2 separate regions of the Homo sapiens genome follow, and region 1 is linked to region 2. A link is an interaction called in ENCODE POLR2A ChIA-PET data of the cell type or tissue named here. Cell type or tissue: PC-9. All regions are shown on one strand. Links, peaks and the distances in the headings refer to the core of each region. The heading gives the core; the rest is flanking DNA.

Region 1 (4,238 bases), core at 239-4,238, 85 kb before region 2:
GAGTCAAGCACATTTCAAATATTCTGACTTCACCTTAATTTTATGATGTTCCTTTTAGCCCACTGAAGAAAGCCTTGTGGCCTCTCTATGTGGAGAAGTTGCAGGGTTATGTACTGGAAGGGATTGAAGCGCCCTTGGAAATGCACCCTCAACTCTCATTTAGAGAGAAGGGTTTGGAGGGCTTCCAGGTGTAAAAGACTTACTCAGGGTAACAGAGAGGAGGCAGAACTCAGGCGTCTGGATGTTCACTTCTTTGGCAAAGACTAAGTCAATGGCTTTCATAATTTTATTTATTTATTTGTTTATTTATTTATTTTTGAGAAGGAGTCTCACTCTGTCTCCCAGGCTGGAGTGCAGTGGTGCAATCTCCGGTCACTGCAACCTCTGCCTCCCGAGTTCAAGCGATTCTCCTGCCTCAGCCTCCCAAGTAGCTGGGATTACAGGCGTCTGCCACCACACCTGGCTAATTTTTGTATTTTTAGTAGAGACAGGGTTTAGGCTGGTCTCAAATCCCTGGCCACAAGTGATCCACCCACCTCGGTCTCCCAAAGTGCTGGGATTACAGGCGTGAGCCACTGCGCCTGGCCGGCTTTGATAATTTTGGTTGGGGTTGCCGAATCTTTTCCTGCTAAAGGAGACCCCTTAAGCTTAAGTGACCTTCTTCCATGATTCCCTTCTCCTGCCTTTCTGCCTTTATTTGCTGTTCTCTACCTTGTCTTTCTTTTGCTCAGCCATACAACCCTTCCCTCTGCCACCTGGCTTCTTACTGAGGTCCTTTGCATGCAGCTCTATGGGGACGGAGTGAGAGGCAGTGCTCCTGTGTAGAGTCCTGGGGCTGTGCTGGATCTTGCGCATACATTTCCTTACTTGATCCTTGTAGGAGGTGTGGTCAGTGAGTATTCTTGCCCTCATTTTACAGTTCAGATGTAAACGTCTGTGTCCTAAGTCATGCAGATAGTAGATGGGGAAGCTGAGAGTTGGATCATGTATTTCCCTGAAACTGACTTCCATTTGCAACTGTGTATAGTTCATTCTTTCACACATCTTCTTCAGACGTTTATTGGCTGCTAATTTTTGTTTGTTTAAGCTATTGAGCTATTAGCGATACTTGCCCTTGAATTCTACAAAAGGTTAGTTTTGCTGCAAAAGCCTCAGCCCCACGGTCGCTGAGTATATACCCAACCTCACAGGGCAGTGGGCAGAGCGCCCCGAAGGCGGTAGGATCCCTTCACTCAGGATCAGCAACCCAGGAGCGTCTGGGCGGCCCCTACCAGACATACCTTTGGATTTGGGCCCTGAGGGATAAGTAGGAGTTCCCAGAGAGGTCTTTTCTAGTGAGAGGGATAAAAAGGAAGGTGCGAGGTGGGCCCTTCCCCACAGAGCAAAGAGGGACAAAGGTGGAAGGGCACAGATCTCCCAGATCTGGGTGCTGATGTTGCTGGATAAGGTTTGTGGGCACCGGTGAAAGAGGCCATTGGGCATGGGACTACTTGCGTCTGTGTTTTGGAAAAGTAACTTTTTTATTTCATTCTTTCTTCTTTCTTTCTTTTTTTTTTTTTTTTTTTTTTTTTTTTTGAGTGAGTCAAACTCTGTTGCCCAGGCTGGAGTTACAGTGGCGCGATCTCGGCTCACTGCAACCCTCAACCTTCCAGGTTCAAGCAATTCTCCTGCCTCAGCCTCCCAAGTGGCTGGGATTACAGGCATCTGCCACCATGCCCGGCTAATTTTTGTATTTTTAGTAGAAATGGGTTTTCACCATATTGTCCAGGCTGGTCTTGAACTCCTGACCTAAGGTGATCTGCCTGCCTCGGCCTTCCAAAGTGCTGGGATTACAGGCGTGAGCCACGACGCCCGCCCGGCCAGAAAAGTAACTTTTGTAGGCGATGGGGTGGCAATGAGGTTGGAGGGAAGGAGACTACTTTAGTGACCCAGGCAGGGATAGTGAGAGCCCCAACCAGATGTTTCTGTGTCGAGTCATTACCTGTCCTCTGGCTGCCTGAGGCCCAACACTTTGTACAGTCTCTAAAGTAATCAAGACTGCTCCATGGTAACTTTCTTTTGATAATTCTTTTATGCTCAAGAGTGGGCTGAGTTAATGCAAGACATTTTAGAGATGTCGTATGCCTTGTGATTTTCTTTTTTTCTTTTTTTTTTTTTGAGACGGAGTCTCGCTCTGTCGCCCAGGCTGGAGTACAGTGGTGTGATCTCGACTCGCTGCAAGCTCCTCCTCCCGGGTTCATGTCATTCTCCTGCCTCAGCCTCCTGCGCAGCTGGGACTACAGGCGCCTGCCACCACGCCCGGCTAATTTTTTGTATTTTTAGTAGAGATGGGGTTTCACCGTGTTAGCCAGGATGGTCTCGATCTCCTGACCTCGTGATCCACTCACCTCGGCCTCCCAAAGTGTTGGTATTACAGGTGTGAGCCACCGCGCCCGGCAGATTTTCTTTCTCTCTAAAGGAAAAGGCGGCCAGGCACAGCGCCTCACACCTGTAATCCCACTGCTTTGGGAGGCCAAGGCTGGAGGATCGCTTGAGGCCAGGAGTTAGACCAGCCTGGGTAACATAGCGAGATCTCATCTGTAATTCTTATTAAAGAAAAAAGAAAAAAGTATCTATCCATGTATATATGTACAAATATTTGTATACCTGTCTCTCTATACTGATAGAATGTGGTTCCTTAAAAGGGGGAATTATTATTTATAACAATATGCACACCACTGAAAGATCTTTAAATCATTCTTTTAAAAGCTAATTGTAGAGTACAGTGAAATAGTGGGAAATATGTAGTTCAATGCAAATTTATTCATTTGCAAATCCGTAGCTCAATTTTACAAAGGATGTAAGAGGAAAAACTATTGTTTATCTAATGTGTCCTTTTTAAGAGTGCTGTGGTGCTACCTGATTGTTTCGTGTCTAAGACTTGACTGTCATAATCCCACTGTAATAGACGATGTGCCTACCTGTGGTTGACACACATTCTTGGCATTAGTAAAAATGAAATTGGTCTCAAAAGAGTGAATCTAAATGGACAGAGACTGACTCTCACTATCAGTGATACCATTTAATACCTGTGAGTACAGACTGAGACTACAAGAATTAACTAAACCTTCAGACTAATTTTGAGATAAAATGTATTTTTTGAGTACATAAATTGTCATTTTTCAAATGATATGCTCATCTATTTATTAATTCACTTTTGTAAGAAGACCTGAAAATGGTAGGTCTCTTCCTCATTAGCTTTGCTCCTAGCCAGATGTTGAACGTCCCTTCTTTTGTTCTCTGAAGTGTTTCACTGGGCAGCATTAATTCTTTATGAGGAGAGATGCTTCACAGAGATAACCTATCTTGTATCTTTCCTGCCATGTCAAGTCATGTAATACAGACATCTCCATCCTGGAGACTGGGTATCCAGGCATTATGGTAACTCTGAGACTCAGAAGACAAACGCTTGAGAAAGGGCTAGTATTTCCTTTCTGCGATAGTAGTTTTTTTTTTTTTTTTTTTTTTTCTGAAAGGCTCTTCTATGGCTTTCAAGATGATTGGTGAAAATGGAAATATATTTGTATTTATGTTTGTTTTTCAAGATGATTGGTGAAAACGGAAATATATTTGTATTTATGTTTGCTCTTCAGACTAATGTTCTCTGTGTTCACAGAGATACATTGCAGTTCTCCTTGGGTGTCTGATGCAAGTTCCATTCATGGTTGATTTTGATGTTTCATTCACTATTTGCTAGATTCCTTTTGCAGCAAGTAGTGAGTGAGGAAGTTTCCATGTGTCCACCCATCACTCTGCCTGGTTGTGGCTTCCTTCTTTCTCCTAGCATGAGGTAGTAAGAAAGAAAATAAAAGCATTATAAGAATCACATGATTTTTAAGTAAAGAGCCATTGAGGAGCAGAATAAAAAATCTTGGGATATGCCCTGAGCCCTAGTTACTCACCGCTTTTTTTTTTTTTTTTTTTAACTGCCCTTAATCTAGTAGGACCTAGTTTCCTTTAAAATGTATCCTAAGCACCCTTGACTTTGTTGACTTTAATAATAATTTTGTATTGGTCTTGCTGTCAGCCAACAATTGTTTTTAACCTAGAGCTAAAACATGTTTATGTGTGTGTGTGCTTTAAAAATTTAGTGTTTCAACATTAAATTATTTGTAGAGGAAAGGAATACTCTAGTTCAAGAATATGTATCTTTGCTATAGGAGTTTGTCTTTGTCTGTTTTCATAGGATTTTAAGGACC
Region 2 (4,522 bases), core at 204-4,203:
CACAACTCTACAGCCTTCTTGTAAAGTGATAAAAAAAACGTAAATCTGTGACCGGCAGCAACTTTCCACAGCAGTTCAGAGCTTGGGTCCTTCCATTAATTGCATGCATCAGTAGTAGCATGTGGCATTTTACTTTTAGCTGCATGTGGCTAAGCATCCGATCGCCTCTGGCTTTTTCCACCTCCTCCTTCCTGTACCTAGTGTGGAGGAGGAGAACTTGGCACTGAGCTGAGCTGGTGGGCGCCTGGTATTCTTCCTCTCCATTTTTGGAACAGAAGGGGGATTTGTCCCTCCTGCTTTTCCAGCTGTGAAGTTCATTTGGCTTGCAGCCTTGGCAGCATTAAGGGAGGAGGAACGTGTGGATTTCCACAGGAAGGTGGAGACAAAGTGGGAGTGGGGATGAGGGCATGATATTTGTTTTCCAGGATCTAATTCTGCCCTGGGTGGGTTTTTGAGTCTGGTATTTTGCACAATGGGATGTAGCTCCTAAAGCCAGAATGTCATCATTTAGGGTCAGAGACTTAGTTTTGTATTTGACCTAGTCCCTTTTAGTGTGGCTGTAGATGTGTGTGTGTATACATACACAAGCAGGTGAAAGCACACACAGGTACACATTTGTTTCGGTTTTGGTTTTGGCAAACTACTGATTTCATCTTGCAATACTTGGGTTTTGCTTTTGTTGTTGGATTTATTTATTTTTTTAGCTTCTGTATTAGATACAATAAATGTTTGTGGAACTATTTTTTCTACAAATTGTCCAATCTGACAATAAATGCATTTGAGGTTTTTCTCCCCAGTAAGATTTTTGATCACCTGATTCATTTTTCTTTTTAACTATACCATACTATAGCGGAGCCTCTTTTAGTCAAAGTATGAATATGAAATCATTTCAGCATGGTCCTTCTCTATTAATAATAAAATATACAAATTTTAACACATCAAGAAAATATTTCAATACTAGCCATGACCTAACTAGAGAAATAAAGTATTAATACTTTTGTTTCTTTTTTCTTTTTTTTTTTTTTTTTTGAGACGGAGTCTCTCTTTGTCGCCCAGGGTGGAGTGCAGTGGCGTGATCTCTGCTCACTGCAACCCCTGCCTCCCAGTTCAAGCCATTCCCATGCCTCAGTGTCCTGAGTAGCTGGGACTACAGGTGTGTGCCTTCACACCTGGCTTATTTTTGTATTTTCAGTAGAGACAGGGTTTCAGTATGTTGGCCAGGCTGGTCTTGAACTACTGATCTCGTGATCCGCCCGCCTCAGCTTCCCAAAGTGCTGGTGAGCCACCATGCCCGGCCTGTTTTAACATTTCTTAGGTAGCTTTTTAGCTTAATTGTTGGACTTAATTGTTACACTTAACTTGGGAGGGTTTCTTTAAGAGTTTGTAATGTTAATGAGATTTGTCATTCTTAAATTGTTATCAGAGTTAACTTTGGGGACTTTTATTAAGTTTTAAAAAATATATGAATAATTTGTATATGTATACTTTTTATTACAAAAGGAATTTGTTATATATATCTTTTATTATGTTTTAAAAATATATTAAAGTAATTGAAAAAGGTTATAAATTGAGAAGTAACCATTGGCGTGTAGAATTCTTTTAGATATTTTCTTCTGCATTTATAGACATACATATGTAGATAATTTAAAAACATAGGGGAACTGGAGATTTTTTTTTTTTTTTTTTTTTTTTTTTTTTTGAGACGGAGGCTTGCACTGTCCCCCAGGCTGGAGTGCAGTGGCGCAATCTTGGCTCACTGCAAGCTCTGCCTCCTGAGTTCATGCCATTCTCCTGCCTCAGCCTCCCGAGTAGCTGGGACTACAGGCGCCCGCCACCACGCCAGGCTAATTTTTTGTATTTTAGTAGAGATGGGGTTTCACCGTGTTAGCCAGGGTGGTCTCAATCTCCTGACCTCGTGATCTGCCTGCCTCAGCCTCCCAAAGTGCTGGGATTACAGGCATGAGCCACCGTGCGCGGCCTGGAGATCGTATTTTTAAGCTAATCTTTCATCTTTAGAAAAAAGTAATGCAAGACTACATGCTTGTAAAAAAATTCAGTGAGATATACTCTCAGCGTTTTTTTTCCTCTATGTGCACACATTCATATATGAACAAACATGCATGCGTTCATGTTGGGATATATTTGTATTTGTGTTTAGTTTTCACTGTTACACTTAACTTGGGATGGTTTCTTTAAGAGTTTGTAATGTTAATGAGATTTGTCATTCTTAACTAAGGTATCCATATGTGACTTAATGATGAACAATTCAATCTATAGGTCAAATTTCAAAATCTTCTCACCTCACCAGCCACAGAAAAAATTCACAATTCACTTTCTTTTTTTAATGTATTTAAAACATTTCAAACTAAGTTATAATGCCCTCACTTAAGGTTCAAGTTCAGCCACCAGTGTTGTGTGGCTCTCCCAGGTCATTCTGAGGAGTAATTTCTCATTAAATTCTGCGTAGAATATGCTTTTTCCAAGCAAAGTTTATGTGCATATCATATTCAGAAATTTTAAAGGATGTAGCCAGGTGCAGGGGCTTATGCCTGTAATCCCAGCACTTTTAGAGGCTGAGGTGGAAGGATTGCTTGAGGCCAGGAGTTCAAGACCAGCCTGGCCAACATAACGAGACTTGTCTCTATTGGAGGGGGTGAGGAAATAAGAAAAAAATATTGAAAGCATTGCTAGGTGAGGTGGCTCATGCCTGTAATCCTAGCATTTTGGGAGGCCGAAGTGGATGGATCCCGAGGTCGGAAGTTGGAGACCAGTCTGGCCAAGAGACCAGCCTGGCCAATATGGTGAAACCCCATCTCTACTAAAAATACAAAAATTATCTGGGCGTGGTGGTGGGTACCTGTAATCCCAGCTGCTTGAGAGGCTGAGGCAGGAGAATCACTTGAACCTGGGAGGTGGAGGTTGCAGTAAGCCGAAGATCGTGCCATTGCGCTCCAGCCTGGGAGACAGAGCCAGACTCTGACTCAAAAAAAAAAAAAAAAAAAGGATAGTATATTTACACTTAGGAAACAATAGTGAATACTTTTCTAATAAACTCTAAAGTTACATTCAACTTCAGAATGCATTTCTTCATGTCCCTTTGCAACATTTAGATGGAGTATCTAAATTTCATAAATACGATTTTTCCTTATGACCAAAGAAAGTCCTCCAGTACCAGGAAGGAGTCAAATTCTTGGTGGTTGAGCCACGTGCTCAAGATTGAGCAACAGTTAAGGAACTCTGATAGCTAATTCTTAACTTAGAAATGGTGATATTTCATGATTTGATGTCTGGGATTTTCTTCAAAGTAAAATGAGATGAACATGAAGTAACAGTAAAGGTATAGAGGAAACAAAATCAACTCTGAACTGCTGATTGTTGGAGCTGGGTAGTAGGAATTGGGGAGTTTATTATCCTCTTCTCTTTACTTTTGTATATTTAAAATTTTCTATAATCATAGGTTTGAAATGAGAGACATGATCATTGCAGCCTAATACAGTGCAATATTTTGACCTTAAGTGATAATTCAGGCTGACTATTGCCAAGATATACTTGAGTAAATGTTGTAAAAGCCACGAGATAATCCTTCCAGATATTGTCATGAATAAATGGTTGCACCCCATTCCTCATTTTGAAAACTCATGAGCAGGCCCATTTCCTTGGCAGTCAGCATGGCGGACTGTAATTCCCAAAGCTGGCCACAGCGATGTCTGCCATCCAGTGTTGCTCTCACGGTGTGGCTTTGGCACTCCCCCAGCTGAGAGAGGTGGCCGTGAACCCTGGGAGGGCTTGTGACTCTGGCAGATATCTTACCATAGGAGGCTGTTATAGGAGGCAATACAAATCTCAGCACTTTGGGAGGCCAAGGTGGGCGGATTGCTTGAGCCCAGGAGTTCGAGACCAGCCTGGGCAACATGGTGAAACCCCATCTCTACACAAAGTACAAAAAAAGTAGCCAGGCATGATGGCATGTGCCACCTAGAGGCATGTGCCTCCCAGCTACCTGGGAGGCTGAGGTGGAAGGATCCTTTGAGCCTGGAAGGTCAAGGCTGCAGTGAGCCATGATCTCGCCACTGAATTCCAGCCTGGGCAACAGAATGAGACCTTGTCTCAAAAATAAAAATAAAAATAAAAATTAAAAAAAACAAAAAACCAAAGGGGCAATACAGCTGCTGCCTGCCTTTCTCCATATGCTTACTCTTGCAACCCAGCATCCTGCTGTGAGGAAGCCTCAGCAACCCGTGCAGCCCTAGCATCAGCTTCCAGACATTTGAGTGAGCAAGCTTTCCAGTGATTACAGCCCACCCATCAAGTCATCCCCAGCTTTTGCATGTTCCCAGCTGAGGCTCCAAACACTGTAGAGCAGAGCAAGCCTTTTCTGCTATTGCCTTTCTGAATTCATATTCACAGAACCTGTGAACATCATAAGGTGCTTGTTGGTTTATGCCACTACATTTGGGATGATTTGTTACACGGCAGTAGTAAATGAAACAGTCGGTGTATGTTAGGGGAGGAGAGAAGGTTC

What was found. Peaks named below come from ENCODE experiments on the same cell type or tissue, not always from the same donor. Only the 100,000 strongest peaks of a DNase experiment are listed, where the experiment ranks them.
Region 1: POLR2A ChIA-PET joins it to region 2 with 6 read pairs; 8 of 35 experiments call an interaction of 5 or more read pairs at or near these places.

What each region holds. Positions count from the first base shown.
Region 1 is chr6:148,347,707-148,351,944 of GRCh38, forward strand. All of the region lies in intron 1 of SASH1 (SAM and SH3 domain containing 1), which reads left to right. Among named protein-coding and RNA genes, the nearest start is that of SASH1, 7.0 kb to the left of the region's middle. RefSeq lists a silencer at 7-301 and an enhancer at 734-1,243. In PC-9, for the core only: no CTCF peak of the experiment used is centred there; a DNase peak (open chromatin) is centred at 1,945.
Region 2 is chr6:148,432,396-148,436,917 of GRCh38, forward strand. All of the region lies in intron 2 of SASH1 (SAM and SH3 domain containing 1), which reads left to right. Among named protein-coding and RNA genes, the nearest start is that of SASH1, 92 kb to the left of the region's middle. In PC-9, for the core only: no CTCF peak of the experiment used is centred there; no DNase peak of the experiment used is centred there.